2 separate regions of the Homo sapiens genome follow, and region 2 is linked to region 1. Evidence: chromatin loops called from intact Hi-C (ENCODE). Cell type or tissue: gastrocnemius medialis. All regions are shown on one strand. Each heading gives the region's core, and the rest is flanking DNA. Links, peaks and the distances in the headings are about the cores only.

Evidence for each region. Hi-C counts contacts between places; a loop is a spot of excess contacts. Peaks named below come from ENCODE experiments on the same cell type or tissue, not always from the same donor. Only the 100,000 strongest peaks of a DNase experiment are listed, where the experiment ranks them.
Region 2: a loop joins it to region 1, with 6 times the contacts of the local background. A loop is called at or near these places in 63 of 110 quality-filtered maps.

Annotation. Positions count from the first base shown.
Region 1 is chr13:76,470,281-76,482,774 of GRCh38, forward strand. All of the region lies in intron 2 of LOC105370263 (a long non-coding RNA gene), which reads left to right. Among named protein-coding and RNA genes, the nearest start is that of KCTD12, 410 kb to the right of the region's middle. RefSeq lists a silencer at 3,366-3,525. In gastrocnemius medialis, for the core only: a CTCF peak has its summit at 3,444 (motif pointing left); a DNase peak (open chromatin) is centred at 3,431; H3K27ac peaks cover 861 bases.
Region 2 is chr13:76,900,604-76,908,603 of GRCh38, forward strand. No RefSeq gene overlaps it. Among named protein-coding and RNA genes, the nearest start is that of KCTD12, 18 kb to the left of the region's middle. In gastrocnemius medialis, for the core only: a CTCF peak has its summit at 3,144 (motif pointing left); a DNase peak (open chromatin) is centred at 3,158.

The sequences.
Region 1 (12,494 bases), core at 1-8,000:
ATTATTAGATTACAAAGAAAACAGAAATCTGAAGAACATTACTATTAGTCCAATGCCATGTACCAAGTAAATCCTTAAAAAACACAACTGGACAATGAAAGGTAACCAAAGGTCTTTGTGATCCATGCCATACCAGACAGCACAGAGAACATGAAAGCTCTGAACTCAGGGGCATTTGACAATTTACTTCTGTTTAACTCATCTATTTTTTAGGAGAGAAAGAGAAATAATGGGCAGGTGGCACATAAAAAAAATAAACAGTTCTCAACAAAGAAGATAGCTAAAAAAAGATGACCACAATCCCAAGGAACACCAAAATGAGAATGCAATGCACCCAGAAGAAAATACAGATATTTCCAGTGGGATTGAAGCAACAACCTGTTGCCATTATGTTTCTCTTTGCCCTGAAAGTTCAAATATTTGTGTTTCTCTGAGACTGCTGATAGAAATGCAGCTGATGAGACTCCTTCATTTAAGGCAAAAACTGGCAGCCCATTGAAGGTGTCAAGAGTTCACACTGCTTCCACATGAACCTCAAAAATCAGAGTCACAAATTATTAGGGCTGGAAGACATTTGGAATCACTGAATAAAACTCCTTATATCACAGTCATTTATCCAGGGAAGGTAAGTGACTTGTCCAGCTATTTGGCAAAAGAGACAAGTCTCACACAGATAGCCAGACCCTTAGGTCAGTCCTTTCACAGGCTGATGATGGTACATTCTTTTTAAAATCACTCACACATGTGACCATAAGACGACGACAACAACAACAACAAATGAAATAAAACCCAGGACACTAAGGGAAAACTGAAAAATGTGTATTCGGTGATGATCCAATTCCAACAAAACACATCCATACCTCACTCTTGATGTGTGGATAGACTGATCTTAGGACCATACATGCAATATTGTATCTGGTTTGAACAAACTTCTAAGCATTCCTCAGTGCCTCCCGCAAAAAACTGCCTATCATCCTTCACAGCACGCTTGATCCTGCCTGCTGAACTCTTTTCCTATCTCCACATAACGTAGGGTGAGGACACATGTGTTCTGTTTTGTGTTTCTTCATAATATGTCATTTCTTCAGAAAACAAATTTGAGTATAAGAAAACACTTTAATCTCCTTAAATTAATGAATGTAGTTTGTAGAAGAACAAATTCATTTTTTCCTTTACCCAATTTGCATAGTAATGTCTGAGCACAAGCAGCAGCTCACAGATTTATACAAGGGCACTGAAAGAAAAAGAATAGGCTTTCCAACCATTATCTTCCAAAATCCTGCCCCCACACATTACCAAACAAAAATAGACCTAGTTTATCTAGAAACTTGAAAGCATGTACTATATCTGTCTACTTTATCCATCTCCATTACTACTATCACAGTCTAAATGACATCATCTAAAATCATGATTTTTTTCCTAATTGATCTTCTTGCTTTTACTTTTATTCCTTACCATCTGTTCATCATTGAACAGTTATATTCCTTTCTTTTAAACATAAATTGAACCTGTTTTTCCTGGATAAAACCCTCCAAAGTCTTTCCAACACGCTCAGAATAAAATTCAAATTCATTAACTTAGCTGGGAAAGGAGCTTGCAGTGCTCCAAAAAGAGTTAGAGGAACTGAATATCACAAAAACTCCTTTATTCTTGGAGTCTATCTTGGATCAAATGAAGCTTCTGAGCCCAGAAAACAAACCCTATTTTGTAAGTAATATTCCATAGAACATTAAACATTTCTGCGCTTACATCCCCTTTGCTGTCCCAGGCTTTATCCAGCTACTCTTTGACCACTCTAGATTCAATCTGCTCAAAGATACGCATATAAAGATATTTTCTTTTCCTTTTCTTTTTTTTTTTTTTTTTTTTTTGAGACAGAGTCTCGCTCTTTCACCCAGACTGGAGAGCAGTTGGTGCGATTTCAGCTTACTACAACCTCCCCCTCCCAGGTTCAAGCAATTCTCCAGCCTCAGCCTCCCAAGTAACTGGGATTACAGACATGCGCCACCACACCCAGCTAATTTTCTGTATTTTCAGTGGAGACGGGTTTTCACCATGTTAGCCAGGCTGGTCTCAAACTCCTGACCTCAATTGATCCACCTGCCTCGGCCTCCTCCTGAAGTGCTGGGATTACAGGTGTGAGCCACTGCCCCGTCCTATTTTCTTACTCTTCATCTTGGAAGACGAAAAGAAACAGTTACATACTCCTGAGTCCAGCATAATAAGAGGATGGTAATATACAAGGGACTCTACCTCAGAAAAGGAGGCGGGGGGCAGGTAGTATAACTGAGACAGAATCAAGACTTTGTGTTCTAACTACCATCAATGCTTTTAATGCAAAAATGAAAAACTTAACAAAGAGGGAACCAAAGAGGGAAGCATTTCTATATGTAAGTGAACACTGAAATCACTGATGTAAGTTAGAGGCATGAGAGCAGCTGCAGTTAGAGCCAGAACAAAAGAGCGTAAGCAGAACTCTTTGTGGGTCAACTTACAGCTGAGACGAGTCAGTAGTTATTCCTTATCAGTTAAAATAAGTCTGTTTTACTTTTCTTTCTGCCATGTAACTACAGAATATGAAACCCAATATCCCCAAATAAGCCCCTGAAAATCCCATCTATAGTCCATTACACTCAAACTGGCACAATTGTCCCATAGAACTGATATTTGCTGTGTTTGAATACACATAGATATTAACTCTCCTGGTCTTAAAGTGTGAAACTTGCATTGGTCTTATCTGAGTTCCTTCCTCAGGAAACTGGCCATCAGACCTCCCAGAAGGAGAAGTATGAAGGAGCTGATACTTACCAGGTCACTACATCTGGACAATGAGATCCCAGACCCCTCACCCATCATGATTGTCTAACGAACCACCTGCCTCCTGTTGACCAGCTTCTCTTGCTTAGCCCTCCTACACTTAGCTACATTCCTTCCCCTATTGTACTTGGTCAGAGAGATGGGTTTAAGATTGATCTCTCATCTTCTCGGCTGCAGTACCTAATTAAAGCCTTCTTCCCTGGCAATACTTATCATCTCAATGATTGGCTTTCTGTGCTGCAAGCAGCAGGACCTAGACCAAACTCTGGCACTTCAGCAGCAATTCCACAGTTCCCTAGGGTCAACCCATGGAAAAGTAGGCATTCTTCTTTGAGATTAATCGTTTTTTCTACCAACTGCAGAGAAACTCTTTCCTATCCTTCTCTTATTACCTGTTCTCATGCATGAAGATAACCAATAGTTTTGGAAACTAGACATGTTCTGGCCACTTCTTCAAAGATTATGATTTGATACTTATATGGTCCCAGAATTTTTTTAAAAAAACTTCCTGTTCCATTCTGATGATCACCCTCAGATGAACCACAACCCAGCAGAACTGGAGGGACAGTGCAAGGCTGTACCCACCTTAGCCAGTAGAGCCACTTCCATGTGTTGAGATCCTACAGCCTCTGCTGCCCCCTGGTGGTAACTACTAAACTTACCACACCCCTCTCTAGTTCAATGACATCAAGAAATATCTATTGAGGACCATGTCAAAAGTATGACATAAGAAACTGTGACATAATGCCATATAATATATTTCTTCATTCATGTTTTGGAAGTCAAGAAATATAAGTCATCCTCCTTGAAACAGCTCCAAATACCTAACTAAACACTTATATATGAAACTGCCACTAAAATTTTGATTCAAAATGCAGAGAAAGCAAAAACTAATCTGTTCTAATATAGGAAATTTAAAACAACAGCTATACAGAGAACCAATAATAAATACTGATAAAGTAAAATTGATTATTTTCTTATCAGTAATAGTATTTTTTCTCTTTTCAGAACAGATACTTTTTAATTTCTTAAATTCCTGTTGTAAAGTCTGTTTTGGTGCTTCTGACCAACCAAAAGTAAATATACTAGGGTCTGAAACAGAACTAAAAAGCATGGAATCTGGGCATTCTTTTTCAGATATTTAGTAAATGTCATCAGCCATTTCTTGTTGTTCATCAAACTGGTCACAAAAAACGAATCACAGATAAATTACAAATTTTTTTTCAAGCATCCCTGAAAATTGCCTCTAAATTGTCACTCTCAAATTCTAGAATTAGAGCACTATGACATATTTTCTAGCTTATCTAATATTTCTTTTCCTTTGACTGGGAGTCCACTAAAGAATCATTTTTGTCAGTGTGTGTCTCATTTAAAGATGTGTTTACTAATAAGATCATTTTCACTTTGTGGGCAGACATCCGCTTCCAATTCAATTTCTGGAAGCCAAGCAGAATTCTGAGCAACTCACAACTATTTGGCAGTTCTCCATCTTTGTTTCTGCTGGTAGAAACAGCCTTCTTAAATGTTCAACCCTTCCAAATGAATTAATAATATATTTAATTTATGTTCATGTCTAATCTAATGTTCTCAAACTGGGATATTTTCTTGTCAAAAACTTCCCCACAGCTGTTTTGTAGTCCAAGGTGTTTACTATATTATTTTTATGTGGCTGCATATCATTATAAACATAAAAACTACATTTTAATGTATCTAAATCTGTCTTTGATGCTCATCTGTCCTTTGATGCTCATAAATTGAATGTGCACTCAGGGACATGTGGGTGTCTTTTCACTATAATAAGCTGTGGTGAAATCTAAGGAGTTCTGATGGATAACCTTGGGCTACGAGGGGGTAATTTTGAGACATGAGTATCTCTAGGATGCTGGAAAGTTCAATATATTATCTTGAAATATATATCTTGAAAGTTCTAAAAGTTTTGGGGAATTTAAAAACTGCCCTACATACTTCTTAGATCTTTAGATCTATGACTGCTAAGAATGAAAATGTACGGAATGTGTAGAACATATAGAGACACCAAGAATAAATTACTTAGAATTAGAAGCCAGTGAATGAATGAACTGGCACTGACACAGACAAAAAGCGGCTGAGTTTCTGACTGTTTTGAGGTCAGTGCAAGTTTAGGATCAAATTCACCCAGGCACCAAATGGATTAACTGCTATTTTTATTTTCTGGATCTCAGTGTATTTTTAGGACTGAATTTTTCCTTCCTGAATGAATGACCTGCTAGCTCTTTCTGCCTAGAATGCTCTACCCTTTCACGGTCACACCTGACCCAACTATGAGTTCCTGTTCTGCCACCCACCTGATCAATCCCTAATTATTTCTGAAACAGCTGGGACACACCTCCTCTGTGATTTGTTCCTTAAGCTGAGCCTGTCAGTGATTGAATTTTGTATAATTTGATCTTTCTGGACTAGAAAATGGTAGCTGTTCACTTTTCGATCATTCCAATTAGTCTAATGAGTAACTTGGTGGCACAGACTTTAATTTTTAAATCCTCAGCACCAGAAATTGTGCCTGACACATAAAGAGTGCTAAGAAATGATTGGTTGCATGAATATAGATAGCACACCATAAAGGCAAAGTCAATTTCCTCTGCACATAAAATTAAAGATTATTTCTACAAACTTTGAGCATTGTTGCAATAAGAAAATATGCCTCTTATTTGCTTTTACAAGTTTAATTCCGGGAGCAATTTTGTTTATGCAAATATTTGCCTCTATTGTCAAATTCCAGCTAAAACAATTTTTGTTATCTACGGTTGTTGCACAAAACTTCCAACTTCCAGTAGCAAAGTTAATTAAATAGAGTATTTTTTAAAAATTTGTAACAGGTTTAGCCTCGATCAATAGGTTTTGACCTATTGTTTTTACTAAACTTAATTCCCAGAACGTATCTCCTTAAGTGCAATGCTTTATATATGGTAAATGTTCAAACTTTTATTACGTATTTAAGTTTAAAGTAATAGGAAAGAATAACTTGAGTAAATTAGTTCCTTGCTACTTTACAGCAATTTTTGCCTCACTCCACTGATTCTCTATTAGATAAACTTCTTCACTACAAAATCTTATATACTTTTGATTGATGCCCATTCTGTAATGTTATCTACCCTCCAAGGTCCCTGGGAGACAGAGTATTGGAATCTAACATTCAAGTCGTGCTTGTCTGCCTAGAGGCTTGCATTCATCAAAGGAAGTAAGGACATAAAGTACATTAAAATAAACTCTACTACAGCACAAATTTCTATATCATACTATTCTACACATGATCTTGATTCTAATCTTCCTTTTTCTGGAAATTCAGAACACCTAAGCTAATGAAAAAATGAAAATTATAACACCAGGAGGGAAAGGGGCTCATAGGATATTTGTCAAAGGGCCATGCAGCTTTTATGATTAGAAAAGCATTTACCTCTGTAACAGTGAAGATTACATGAGACCACCATTTCATCTGTCAGTCAAACTCAGATTGGCTCTGTTTCAAACTTCTGTAGCTAACTCAAAATGGAATGGCCACTGTTCCCAAGCACCACCTGCCATAACTTGGTATTTTTCTGTGCTTAGTGAATCACATTTATTCTCCTGGATTTGGGAGAGTTGGGATAGAAAAACACAGGGACTAAGATTCCCCTGCACTGAGTTACATTAAAGAAAGTCCACCTATCACTGTGTTACTGCTGACGGTTCCTCTGGCTTTATCTATATTCCTGCTTCAAATTATTTTTAGCAAAAATTTAAATGATATTCAGAGGGTTGTTGGTAAAAGAAGATTAATATTGAATTGAAGTACATATTAGTGAGAATGGTTATGATGATGATGATGATGGATTCATGCTGCAATCCTGATTTGATTTGCTATAATTAGGCTACAATTTGGTCTATAGAGGACTAAAATCCTATTTGAAGCATAAGTGCATCCCAAATGTGGTTTATGGTTAAAAAACCTGACCATGTAGATAGCCAATTCCCACCCACTTATTGGGGTTACTTATTTGTTTTTGTTTGGCTTTATTTTTCTGTTTTGCTCCTTTCTCTCATTTTTGAAATTATTTCTCAGAGTCAGTACCAATTTCTTTGGTTTCTATTTACTAGGTAGTACTCATATATTTAAATATATTTACATACATTGTTATACATCTATATATATGAAAGAGAGAGATATCTATACAACTGCGAAGCAACTTCTGAACTAATTTAAGAACTAGAACATCACTAATTCTGTGTATACTACCTGACCCAAAGAAAATCAGCTTCCAAATACAGGCCTTTAATTTTGCAGTTTTTAAAAATGGTTTTACCATATGTATATAAACCTCTAAACTATATATTTCTATTGATTGAAATCTTTAGGAAATGATATTAAGCTTTACATTATCAAAGTAAAATTGCACCAGACAAGGTAACCAGGCAAAGATGACTTTTTTCAAGATGACCACAATAGGTTCACAAATACCGCAATATGGAATATAGAGTGAACTATGTTGAAACAAAAGGCAGGAGAGATTTTCAACACTGGGTCAAGTTGGTGCAAAGGTTCTGAAGGACATAAGCCTGGAGGTCACTAAATACAGTTAGGCCATCTATTTTTGCTAATTGGCATGAATTAAGGGAGAGTAGAAGTTAGGCTCCCACCCCTCCTCCCCCAGAGACTGAGAGATAACGGCCCTATCTTTTTTGATGATTACATTTCATAGAATAACTCCCAAATCCATGTGAAACACATTGCTATGTTGTAAAACTGGCAAGAGGCTGGGAGATTCACATCTTAAAGGGGCAGAGAAAGAATTTACAATTTCAAGTTTTCTAAAATAAACTCACTAAGAAAAGGGAGATCAGGGGCTTAGGTCGGGAAGAAACCTTTCTGAAGTTTAGTCAAACTGAAAGGAAATAGGCCATCTTGGTCAAAATATACTTCTAAATCCTTGTTTTCTCAGCGTTACATTTCAAAGAGATTTACCCAATGAGTATGAGGAACTGTAGGTCACTCAGATTCACCCCAGTATAATATTGCCTCACTTTAATAGACCACATTTTAATGCCCATTTTACTATAGGTGAATACTTGGATTTTTTTCTTTACTTTTTATTATACTTTAAGTTCTGGGGTACATGTGCAGAATGTGCAGGTTTTTTACCTAGGTATACAGGTGCCATGGTGGTTTGCTGCACCCATCAACCTGTCATCTTTTTCTTTTCTTTTTTCTTCTGTTCTTTTTCTTTTGACTCTACGAACAGGGTAAGTGTATTCATTTGCTAGGGCCACCAAAATAAAATGCTACAGACTGGTTGGCTTAAACGACAGAAATTTATTTTCCCATATTTTTTGGAGTCTGGAAGTCCAAGATCAAAATGTTGACAGATTGGGTTTCTCCTGAGCCCTATCTTCGCTGGCAGGCGGATGCCTTCTCAGTGTCTTCACATGGCCTTTCTCCATGTGTGAACAACTCTGGTGTCTCCCCGTGTCCTCATCCTCTCTTCTTAAACGGACACTGGTCAGATTGGCTAGGGCATTCCCCAATGAATCCATTTTAAATGAATTTCCTTTGGAAATCCTTACCTCCAAACATAGTCACATTCTGAGGTAGTCAGAGTTAGGGCTTCAAAATGTGAACTGTGGGGAGAGAGTTTAGTCCACAGCAGTATTTCTGTGCTCATGTTCAACATATTTTTGATGTTTTGCATGTTTTTACACATTCCTTCTAGTACACATAGAAATATTTCCTTGGGATGTCTACTTAGAACAAATATTTAGATTGTCCGGTACTCTTGCTTTTCATCAGCACTTAATATTGTCAGCATTTCCACTATTTCCCAATCAATACAAATTCTTTATATATTCTGGGAATTAATATAATTAATCAGTGATGTGTGCTACAGATGTCTTCTCCCAGTTTTGTTGCATATGTTCCACTTCCGTGATGTCTTAATGAAAAGGTGTTGTTTTTAATACAATACAATTTATCAGTATTTTCCTTTATGCCGTTTCTTTCTGTTTCATTCCTGTTGGAGTCCTAGTTAAGAAAATTATTTCCTACTTCAGTCATAAAAATTCACCCAAATATCTTCTTCAGATATTTTAAAGTTTTGCCCCTAATATTCCAGTCTTTAATCCACCTGGAATTTATTTTAGTATATGGTACGCGGCAGGAATCCAATTTTGTTTTTTTCCCATAGAGATAAACAAATATTCTGGCCCCATTTATTTTCTAGTCTACTCTTCCCTAAGTAGTTGCAATGCTATGTGTTATATATAATTTCTGTATATTCATGGGCTGCTCCTGGCCTATTAGGGACAATTGAATAGCATGTCTCTTGCAATATTTACTATAAAATACTATTACAGATGTACCCTGTTAGCAAAAAATACGGTAGACAAATCAATCTTAGATGCATGGAGTGGGAGTTCACAGTCTGTGCAAATGGAAAAGACATGGGTCTAACCACTTGGAAAATTGTTTGAGATTATCTTATAAGATTGAATATACTCCCTCTCTCTGACCCAGCAGTCCCATTCTGTTTTGTGTGCTCAGGATCAGAAGTTCCAGTGTGGTCCCCAGGAGTGTCAGCATCAATGTCACCTTGATGTTCAGCATTAATTGAATAGCATGTCTCTAGCTAATACTGTGGCTTTATAATGAGTCTTGGAATATGCAAGGGGATATTCCCACATTATTTTTCTTCTTTAGGAAACTCCTGTTTTTCAGCTTTTGCTATGCCAAATAAATTTTAGAATCTGTTTTTCAAGATGCAAAAATAAAATCTGTTGGGATTTTGATTGAAATTTCCCTGAACCAATAGAATCAATCTGTGGAGAATAAACAGTTTTATGATATGGGGGTTTTCTGTATGAGAAAATTGAATATTTCTCCATCTATTCAGCTTGCATAGGTAGTAAATAAAATTTTTGCATCATATATGTGTATATATGTATATGTATATATGTATATGTGTATATGTGTATATGTACATATATACACATATACGTATATGTGTATATGTACATATATACACATATATGTATATGTGTATATGTACATATATACACATATATGTATATGTGTATATGTACATATATACACATATATGTATATGTGTATATGTACATATATACACATATATGTATATGTGTACACACATATAAACATGTATATATACATATATACACGTGTATATATACATATATACGCATGTGTATATATACATGTATACGCATGTGTATATATACATGTGTGTATATGTGTATATATACATATATGTATGTGTATATGTGTATATATGTATGTGTATATGTGTGTATATATGCATGTATATATGTGCATATGTGTATATACACGCACATATGTGCATATGTGTATATACACATACATATGTGCATGTGTATATACACATACATATGTGCGTGCGTATACACATACATATGTGCATATGTGTATATACACATACATATGTGCATATGTGTATATACACATACATATGTGCATATGTGTATATACACATACATATGTGCATATGTGTATATACACATACATATGTGCATATGTGTATATACACATACATATGTGCATATGTGTATATACACATACATATGTGCATGTGTATATACACATACATATGTGCATGTGTATATACACATACATATGTGCATGTGTATATACACATACATATGTGCATATATACATACGTTATATATACATATGTGCATGTATGTGTATATATACACATATGTGTATATATGTATGTGTATATATACACATATGAACATATATGTATATGTATATATGAACATATATGTTCGTATATATATGAACATATATGTATATGTATATATGAACATATATATGTATATGTATATATGTATATATGAACATATATATGTTCGTATATATGAACATATATATGAACATATATATGAACATATATATGTTCATATATATGAACAACAAAGGCTTCTTTTACATTTAAAAAATTATTTAAAAAATTATTCTTGGTTACTCTATATTTCTATGTTAATATAGCTACACACATTTTTATTTTATATTTTCCTTTTGTTTTCATACATATCTTCTAACCATTAATTTTCAACTTTCTACATCTCGTTTTATATAATTGAAATAGATATATTTTATTCAAATTGGCATTTTTAACTGGCAAGTTTATTCTTCTTTAACTTAATGTGATTACTAATATATCAGAACTGATTACCATTTTCACTGTGCTTTGGAACTGTTCCATTTTTTATGCTTCTTCCATTTTCTTTATCTTTTCAATTAATTATATTTTAGTTTGTTCACCTCTGTTTTTCTTTCCTTTTTCTAAGCAATTCATAAGGTACATAACATATTCTAATTTTATAACTGGCTACTATTAAAATGCTGCCATGGGCACAAAACTGTAAATCAGTTTCTTTATCCTCTCACTGAATAATTAAAAGACTTTGACTAATTTAGCTCTGATAATGTTTCTGCCAATGATAATTTTAGCCTTAATTTTGCTTTTCTTTTAAAAATGAACACATCATTATTATTATGTTATGAAGACAGTGATTGGCTCTAATTATATGTATACATGTTTGTGTGATGTCCTCTCACATTGAATAGTGACTGACCAGTGTGGTCAACAGAACGTAGTATAAGCCATAGTGTGTGACTGCCAAGAATAGGTTATAACAACATTCTAACTTCTATCTTGGTGCTACTTGGATTACTGGTTCTGGAAAAGTCTGGCCACCACACTGTGAAAACATCCAAGCACTGTTAGGGAAAGTTAGTCCCAACACCAATTTCCAGCTGTGTGAGTGAGTCACCTAGAAAGTGGATCCTCTGGCCACATGTACACCTTTACCTGCCTGCAACCCCAGCTCGCATATGACTGCAACCTCATGAAAGACCCCAAGCCACAACCATCTGCCCAAGCCACTTCCAGATTCCTGCTGCAAAGAAACTGAGATAAGCAGTGGTTATTGTTGTTTTAATACCACTTTTTGAGCCAATTTATTACTCAGCATTAAATAGCTAATGCAACATATTTACCAGTTTCTTTTCTCACAATTCTTTTTTGCATCTTACCTGGCGGGTTATTTTTCTTCTTCTTGAAGAAAAACTTTTAACATGCCTTTAGTGAAGTTAGTGCTAAATGAATTTAGATTTTCTTTATATGAAAATATATTTCTTTCAACTCAGTTATGTTCTGTGAGTACTTTGAAAGATTTATTCTCCTATTATTTGACTTCCAAGTATTTAAGAAGGCTGCTGGAAGTTCAAGTGTGGTTCTTCGTAGGTTTCTTCCTCTCTGGCTACCTTTTCCCGAGGTTTTCTATAGACTTACTAAGGTGGTAGTTTTTCAACTACTCTGCTTTGAATAGTTGATGTGGTGTACTCTGTGTCTTTGAATCCGGCCAATGCCTTTTTGAACATTTCACCTCTTTCATTTTATGTATTCTTCTGAGACCATCATAAGATATATCATTAAACTGTCCCATTCAATCTTTCATGTCCAGGATCATCACTTTACTACTTTCCTCTTTCTGTTTTCCTATGTTGCAGCCGAAGTAATTTCTTTACATCTGTCTTCCAGTTTTCTCATTCTTTCTTCAGTTATATTTTATGTGATGTTTAATCACTCCATTAAGGTTTTCTTTCAATTACTGGTGTTTCTTTA
Region 2 (8,000 bases), core at 1-8,000, 430 kb after region 1:
ACAAATATCCCATCTACAGATATATAGAGATACTACAGATAGAAAGAAAAAGCTTTTGTTCATCTCAGGAACTGTCTAATTGTGACATTGACATAGTCTACAATTTTAACTTTACCCTACCAAATTTAATATAAGACAAGATGCCACAGCACACTGGGATAGTTGTTCTATGGTTAGGAACTTTATACGTGTTTAAATTATCTGATCCCTTTTACATCATCCTTCTGATCCTTCTTGCTAGAAGTGATACTGTCCTATCCTCAACTGCTCTACATATTCAAGGATGCTCTTTTGGTCAATGGAAGTAGCCATCTCCATTTCTTGAGCGCCTTCCACATGTAATGCAATATGTTAGGTGCTGGGATACAGATATGTCTAAGGCAGACAGAGTTCCTATCTTCAGCAGAGGATGCAGATATTAACCAAATTTTACAATTGAAGAAACAAGCCTGGGTTTATCACATTCATAATCCACTTAACAAATATTCATTGAATGAACTTGACTGATTAAGAAAATAACTGAGGCTTAGTTAAGTTTTTCTTTTATACCACATAGGAAGACTGCCAAGGAGAAACTAGTACCATAGACAAAGTAATGAATGCATATTCAACCTGCTTTAACTGAATATCTTTAAATAATTTGTATAATGATTTATTTGATGTTGTAAGTTTCAAATAACTCCTAACCACCTTTAAATTTAAGAATAATATTTTCCCTATAGTTAGACAGCATTTCAGCTGACCAAATCATTATTCCTGGCTGCTTCATCAGAGCACTGAAGGCCAAATATATATTAACATATGTTAGATACTTAAATGGTTCTCATCAAACCTCCAGATGTTCAATCAAGAGAAGAAAAGTGCATGAACTCTCTGATTGTCCTATCAGCAGGGTATAGGAATAAAAATGCATCCCATACAGGAAGACCAAAAGGCACATGTTTTTTTCTCCAGCTGTTTTCAGCTACTCAGGTGAAGCTAAAAGTTAGATTTACCCAGGTAGGGAGTTGAAGGGGTAGACAAGGGAATTATTAAAATGATGGAATGAATCCAAGCTGTGGAAGGAGGAAAATGAGGAGATACGTGAGTGGGGCTTTCTCAAAATAGCACTTAAAGACATCAGATTACTCTTCAATATTATTTTCTCCTCAAAGGAGGGGTCCAGGAAGCCAATAGAGAATATAATGGGGTTTCTAACCAAGAGGGGATAATGGGAGGATTGTTTCCCACCTCCAGCCTTAGCTGTCTCTGTCTCACTACCACTTTAACCTCCTTTATTAACAACACACGTCTGAATCCTGTAGCTTAGAGTCCACTGTGAGAACAGAGCCTTTTCAGCTTCTCCTGGATTGATCAATACACCTTTCACTTAAATTCTCTTTTGACCTTCAAAGGTAACCTTTATTGGTGACTTGTACTCTTGCTTGTGTTAAGGATGTCAAATTGCTAGATTTAATCATTATGTCATTTCTATCTATTTCTGTCTGGCTGAAGACTAATTTCCTAATTCCAAAGTTGAGAAGCAGGTTCTTGTTTCTATCATCAGAATGGGTCCTTAAGTTGGAAACTAGACTCGACAGATACGAGTAAAACAAAAACTAAGTGTTGGTTTTATTCCCACATTTCCCCTGACCCAATTAGAATGAAAGGGAATAGATCTCACCAGTCACAGTTATGGCATGTGCTGATGGTCAAGAGGAAAGCGGGCAACACCTGGCAACCCACCTGTCCCGGAAGTCCTGCCCAACACTGTCACATCAAAAGGACAAAACTTAGTCTTGTGGCCACATCCAGCTGCAATAGCATAACGAAGGTCAGCAGAGGGGAGCATTTTACCTGGAGGGCTAACAGGCAATGGATAGCAAAGTCATCAGTAGGTTTAGCAACACATCTATTCAGACGGTGAAACATTTTTGTCTACTTAGCTTCAAGGTGCATTAAAATCATCCAGAGATCCTTATATTCATATCTATCATCACCCCTAAATGAAAGACAAACCCATGAGCTACCACTGTGTCAAGTTTCTGTATATACGTACGACCAGCTCTCTTCCTCACCAGCTCCCCCTTTACTCTAAACTTCAAGCTTCCACAAAATAGATACCATTTCATTTCCTTTCTGCATCTGAAATACATGAGCTTACTCAAGAAAAGTTTGATCAATGAATAAATGGATGAATATCAGTGACTGAATAATCAAACTGGATGGCTGAATTGAAGGGAAGAAAGGAATGAATAATGTGTTCTAAGCATCAATTTGGTCTGCTGGCTGCTTTTGATTTTTAAATCAGTTTATTTAACTTTTAGTTGTTTCTTGTCTCATATGTTTTATCCATTGGGAAAATAAAAGTTAGTTAAAAGTCTCAATGATTTAGAATTGGTGCGTGAAAGTCAGATGCCTTAGGAAAATGTATAAATCTCCTCTCCAAAGGGCCCAGTGGATGTACATATGAAAGTAGTTTGTCTCTTTATCTTCAAAAATTTTTTACTATGTGTTCACAAGCAGAGGATAGAGAAATGCTTCCAGGCAAGTTAAACAAACAGGGATCTTTATCGCTCAGCTGCCTACCATCTATCTTAAACATTTAGCATGGGACTATAAAAAGATCCCATACCTTGCCTCTTTCATAGATGTACACTGTATCAATAATACCATTGGGTGATTAGTAACAATAACTAATAATTTAGAATTTTAGATTTGTTATCTCACATGTAAAATTACATGTGAGATGCATGTAATTTACATGTACAATATGCTACCTTTTCAGGGAAAATCATGGGCATATCAATAATTTTTTAATGAGATTATGACCCTTCCTTAGGTAATAGAAACTGGGTTAATAGCAAATGGGGTATTGATAATCTCTATTAATAATAGCAACTGGGGTATTGATAATCTTTAGTTTTCTGACATGCGGCACGGGGTAATACTATAGAAAGCAGACATAAATTTCACTTCCTAAGTGTTAAGTGCTTAGCCAACCACTCTAAAAATACTCTATTATAATAATGAGTAAATACAGGAAATAAAATCATATTTTATGTTTAAATGGGAGCCAGGAGATAAGGAACTAGGTTGACTTTGCATCCACTTTGCATTTGAGACTACAGATTCAACATGTGATGGAGGAAGAGTAGCACCTAGTGGTGAAACGCAGCAGCTACACCCACCAGGGAGCTGACTGGAAGTCTTCCAAGTACTTCATCCTCATTTGTTGAAACGTCATTTGTGGCATTTTAAATGCTGCATCTTTGATTCCTGAGATAGGTGTTTTAGTGTGTCTATTAAAGATTTGGAGTCAGCTTTATGTGCTTGAATATTTCCAAAGAAAAATGTATACATGATCAATATATCCAGGAATTTGTGAAAAGATCCTAAACTTTTCAAACATGTCACAGGTAGTACTTGAAGTATGCTTGGTAAAATGTACCGGTTAAAGCAGTATGTTTCTCAGATAGCCTGAGATTTTATTTAACAATTATGTATCTAAGTCTACTAATACATTTGAGCAAAAGAGTGTTGGGTTCATAAATAAGAAGTCAGTATTTCACTTAGATTATTTCAGAAACTTGTAAGTACCTGTAAATAGCTACTCTGAAATTCCCTTTTCTTCAAGTGAGAGATGCCGTAAGTATAACACAGTGTTTTATAAACTTGGACCTGCAGTAAATAAATAAGCACTAAAAACTTTTATAGTGGAAACTAGTTTCAATTATATAGCTAATAGTTTAGTTGATGTTGATAGTGGTAAGAAGGAACAAATTTTTTAAAAACTATGAATAACCTTTAGTGTATATTTCAACTCCTAAATTAAATGTCAATTCAACTAAAATGTTACTCTCTTAGTGGGGGTGTAAATGAGTGTATCGTCTGTCCTTGAGACTTTGATGTAAAAAGACAGAGTTGTGAAATTCAAATTGCACCAATAATCATTTTGTTTTTATTTCCCATGCTCCTTTATCTATTAGCAGACATCCCACATGCACACACACCTAGGCCAGGCCCAGGCCAATCACTGTATCCCACCCCTTGGCTCTTGGGATTATTCCAAGGTTGCTCAACCAAAGTGCAGCTTCCAGCAATGCTATCTTTACCAGAACTGGCAGGGAAGTCCCTTCTTTCCCCTTTGGTGGGCGGCGGTTAGGGGTGATGCTCATTCTCTGCAGCAATAAGTGTGTAATAACAAGGTCCCTAACCTTCTGGTTCCTGTTGCTCTTCCCCAGTGTTCTCCCCATAAGCCTCCTTAAGATAAAATCTACTTTGAGATATGTTTTTGCAGCCTAAAGAGGACTGACTCATGTTGCATTTTTAAAATAAGGCATAGTTCTGATCATGCTATAATATCACCCTGGTCAGAAAATCCTCATTGCTCTCCATTGCTTAAAAAATAATCCCCAAACTCTTTTTGGATGTGTTGTTTGGCTCTAAACTCCTTTTCCAGCCTAATTTCACTCAACCTAGTGAAACTGAATTATTCTTTATTTCTTCAAAACACCCAGTACTTTCCCTTATTCATTCTGCCCTATAAAAATTATTTTCTGCCTCCAGCCATGCCAGTTTCCACCTTCTGAAACTATAGGTACTTTTCAAGATCAACTACAAATAATTCATCTTCCATAAATCCTTCTTCATTATGCCATGAATCAGTTAAGGTTGGGTTCAACTGACTATAAATGAAAACTGAAAATCACAATGGCTTAAAGAAGTGAGAAATTTAATTCTTGCCTATATAAAAGAAGCTTGGGGGCAGGCATTCCTGGACTGTCATGGCAACAACATGAATACGGATGTATTAGTTTTCTATGCTGCATAACAACTTAGTACAAACCTAACAGCTTAAAAAACAGTTTTTTATCTCACAGTTTCCATAGGTCAAGATTCTGCATATGGCTTAGTTAGGTGGTCTCACAAGGCTAAAATCAAGGTGTTTAATGGACTGCATTCTCATCTAGAAACTAGGGAAGAATCTGCTTCCAGGATCTCTCAGGCTGTTGGCAGAATTTATTTCCTTGCAGCTGTAAAATTCGTGTGGTCTTGTTTCTTCAAAGGTAGCAACAGAGAAAAGGAGTCTCTGCTGCTTACAGCCTCTGATTTCAGAGAAGGTGTCAGTGCTCTTTTAAATGGCTCACCTGATTAGCTCAGGCTTACCCAGGATAATTTCTCTTTTGAGGAACTCAAAGTCAACTGCTTAGGAACTTTAATTACAGCTGCAAAATTCCTTCACCTTTGCAAATAATGTAACCTAATCATGGGACTGGTTTCACATCTCCTTTGCCATATTCTATCAACTAGAAGTAAGTCATAGTTTTCATCCCAACTCAACAAAAGGGGATTATACAAGATTGTGATTCAGTAGGGGGTCACCTTCATGTGCGTCCACATGATCAGAGACCCGAGTCCTCTTTTCCTGCTTTACTCTATCACTAGCCTCCATCCTCAAGTTCCCCTCATGGTCCAGGAAGGCTTTTAAAGCCCTAACCATCATATTCACCTAACATGCTGCAGTAAGGAGGAAAGAAATAGGGTGAGAAGGATTATTCTTCCTAACTGGGTCAGTTGCCTGTAAGCAAACTTCACGGAAGTCCCACACATGTTCACTAAATCTCTTTAGCCTCAGGTGCAGACAATAACGAGACATATTACCTGTAGATAAGTTATTAAGAAGTAATACAACTAACTAAAAGTCAGTCTACCTTTCATTGTCACTACCTGCCAGCAATTCTCAATAATTCAATCATAAAATACAGTCAGTTATGTGTCAGTTAATGACAGGGATACGTCCTCACCTTCTTTCAAATGTGCAGGTTCTCACCTCCTTTCAAATAAGCAGAAGAGTGAGATAGACGAAAAAAAAAAAAAAAATCCCAGAAATTCTTTTCTCAGAATTACACAAGTTGGAACTCCATTCTGGATCCTCTTAACAGATCACATACTCTCTCCCAAATCCAATAACGGAATGTTTATTTAATGGATTATCAGCACTCCCTATCCCACAAAGATGTCATATCTTCATCAGATCTTTTTGTCTGGGCACTATGCGGCTCCCTTCTACTTCTGGGTGTGCTAAGGTCCACCCATTTCAAAGTCAATACCACCGAGAAACTTCCAGGAGAGGCCAGAGTGATGGATATCGTGGTATCTGTGTGTAATTTTACATAATTCTATTTTCCCCAAACTCCCCTCCCCAACTGGGAAGGAGTCAGGAGCAGAAACTACCTGTGCTCCCTGGACTGTTGTTGGGCCCCCACCCATCACTTCTTCCCTGCAGAGGGGGAGTAAAGAAAGATCCAGGGACACTGGCGGTGACAAGGATGGGATCAATACATGTGAACATGCTTATATGCAATACTTAATCATTGTATTGTGTGAGAAAACATGGATAGTGTTTCACAATTAAATAGTGTCTATATTTTAAATCCATATTCATAGAAATGGAATGCCAGCTATTAAATAACTTTTTAACAAATGTTATTTCTTAATAATATTAATGAATCTTATTACTAAATTGCATTCAATTAGTCATTTAAGTAACACTTATCAAATATATGAATAATATATCTTGAGTACATATTATTTATTAATAATACATTAATTTGATTTTAAAATTAAGCATCAAACCTCCAATATGTTAAATATAAATCATTAAGTCAAATACAAATAGAGAAAGGGTACGGAGGAGGAGAGTATATTCTGGAGCTCACATTTAAAATAGTGAGGATATGTCATGGATATTAACTCCAAACCTCACAGCCTTTCCCCACAGGGGGAGGACAAGTTGCCTGCAAAGCTTCCCTCCCAACGCTGTGCCGTGATCCACCATAGCTTGCCTACTTTCGCCATTTACCAGCCCTTTCTACAGGCCTGGCAGGAGGAGCCTGCACCTCTGCGTGTTTGCTGCGTGCTGCTTCTTTGCGTTGCTGACCCACCTCCAAGTTCTCTGGGCCAGGAGATACAGTCCAGGTTGACCACAACAGAGAACAGCTAAGCCATGTGAAAGTAGAGGACAAAGACCCTGGTGGCTCTGCCTCGGGGTCTCCCTGTTCCTTCCAGAATCTCTCACAGTGGGTCGCTGTGTCATTCAAAAATGTCACTGGGGTGCTCGCCAGATTCACCCTTTCAGAGGCCCCTAAAGACTAAGTCTGTAAGTGAGTCTGGGGCGGAGATGCTCCTGAGACTACAGTTTCGGAAACTGACCTTTCAAAGAGCCTGAGTCTGAGAAAGTTGTAATACCACAGAGTAAAATCATGCTTTAATGGTGGGTTTAGGTCATTTGATATAAAAAACCAATTTTTAAAAAATGTAACACAGAAATAAGTGGGAAAGGCAAGGAGGAAAGCTTCAGAGGCCATTCAGGGAGACTGGGGTGGGGACGTCCATGGATAAAACAGCCAGTGAACTGCAGCCCTAGAAGGAAATGCAAGAGGCACACACAAAACCAGAGGCTGCAACAGCAACATGGAAGTTAAAATGGTTTACTCCACAAGAACAAGAAACCCTGGCCGGGCGCGGTGGCTCACGCCTGTAATCCCAGCACTTTGGGAGGCCGAGGCGAGTGGATCACAAGGTCAGGAGATCCAGACCATCCTGGCTAACACGGTGAAACCCCGTCTCTACTAAAAAATACAAAAAATTAGCCGGGCGTGGTGGCAGATGCCTGCAGTCCCAGCTACCTGGGAGGCTGAGGCAGGAGAATGGCGTGAACCCGGGAGGCGGAGCTTGCAGTGAGCCGAGATCACGCCACTGCACTCCAGCCTGGGGGACAGAGCGAGACTCCGTCTCAAAAAAAAAAAAAAAAAAGAAACCCTGAGGAAGTAAAATCAGCTTGGGAAAATTATGACAATGGCTCCATGAAACCAAATGAAAGAGGAGCTCAAAGAATAAATTATAGCCCAAAATGTTTAAGCACACAGAATTTTTTAATGTACTCTTCAACACCCCTTCTCTCTCTCTCTCTCTCTCTCTCTCTCACACACACACACACACACACACACACACACACA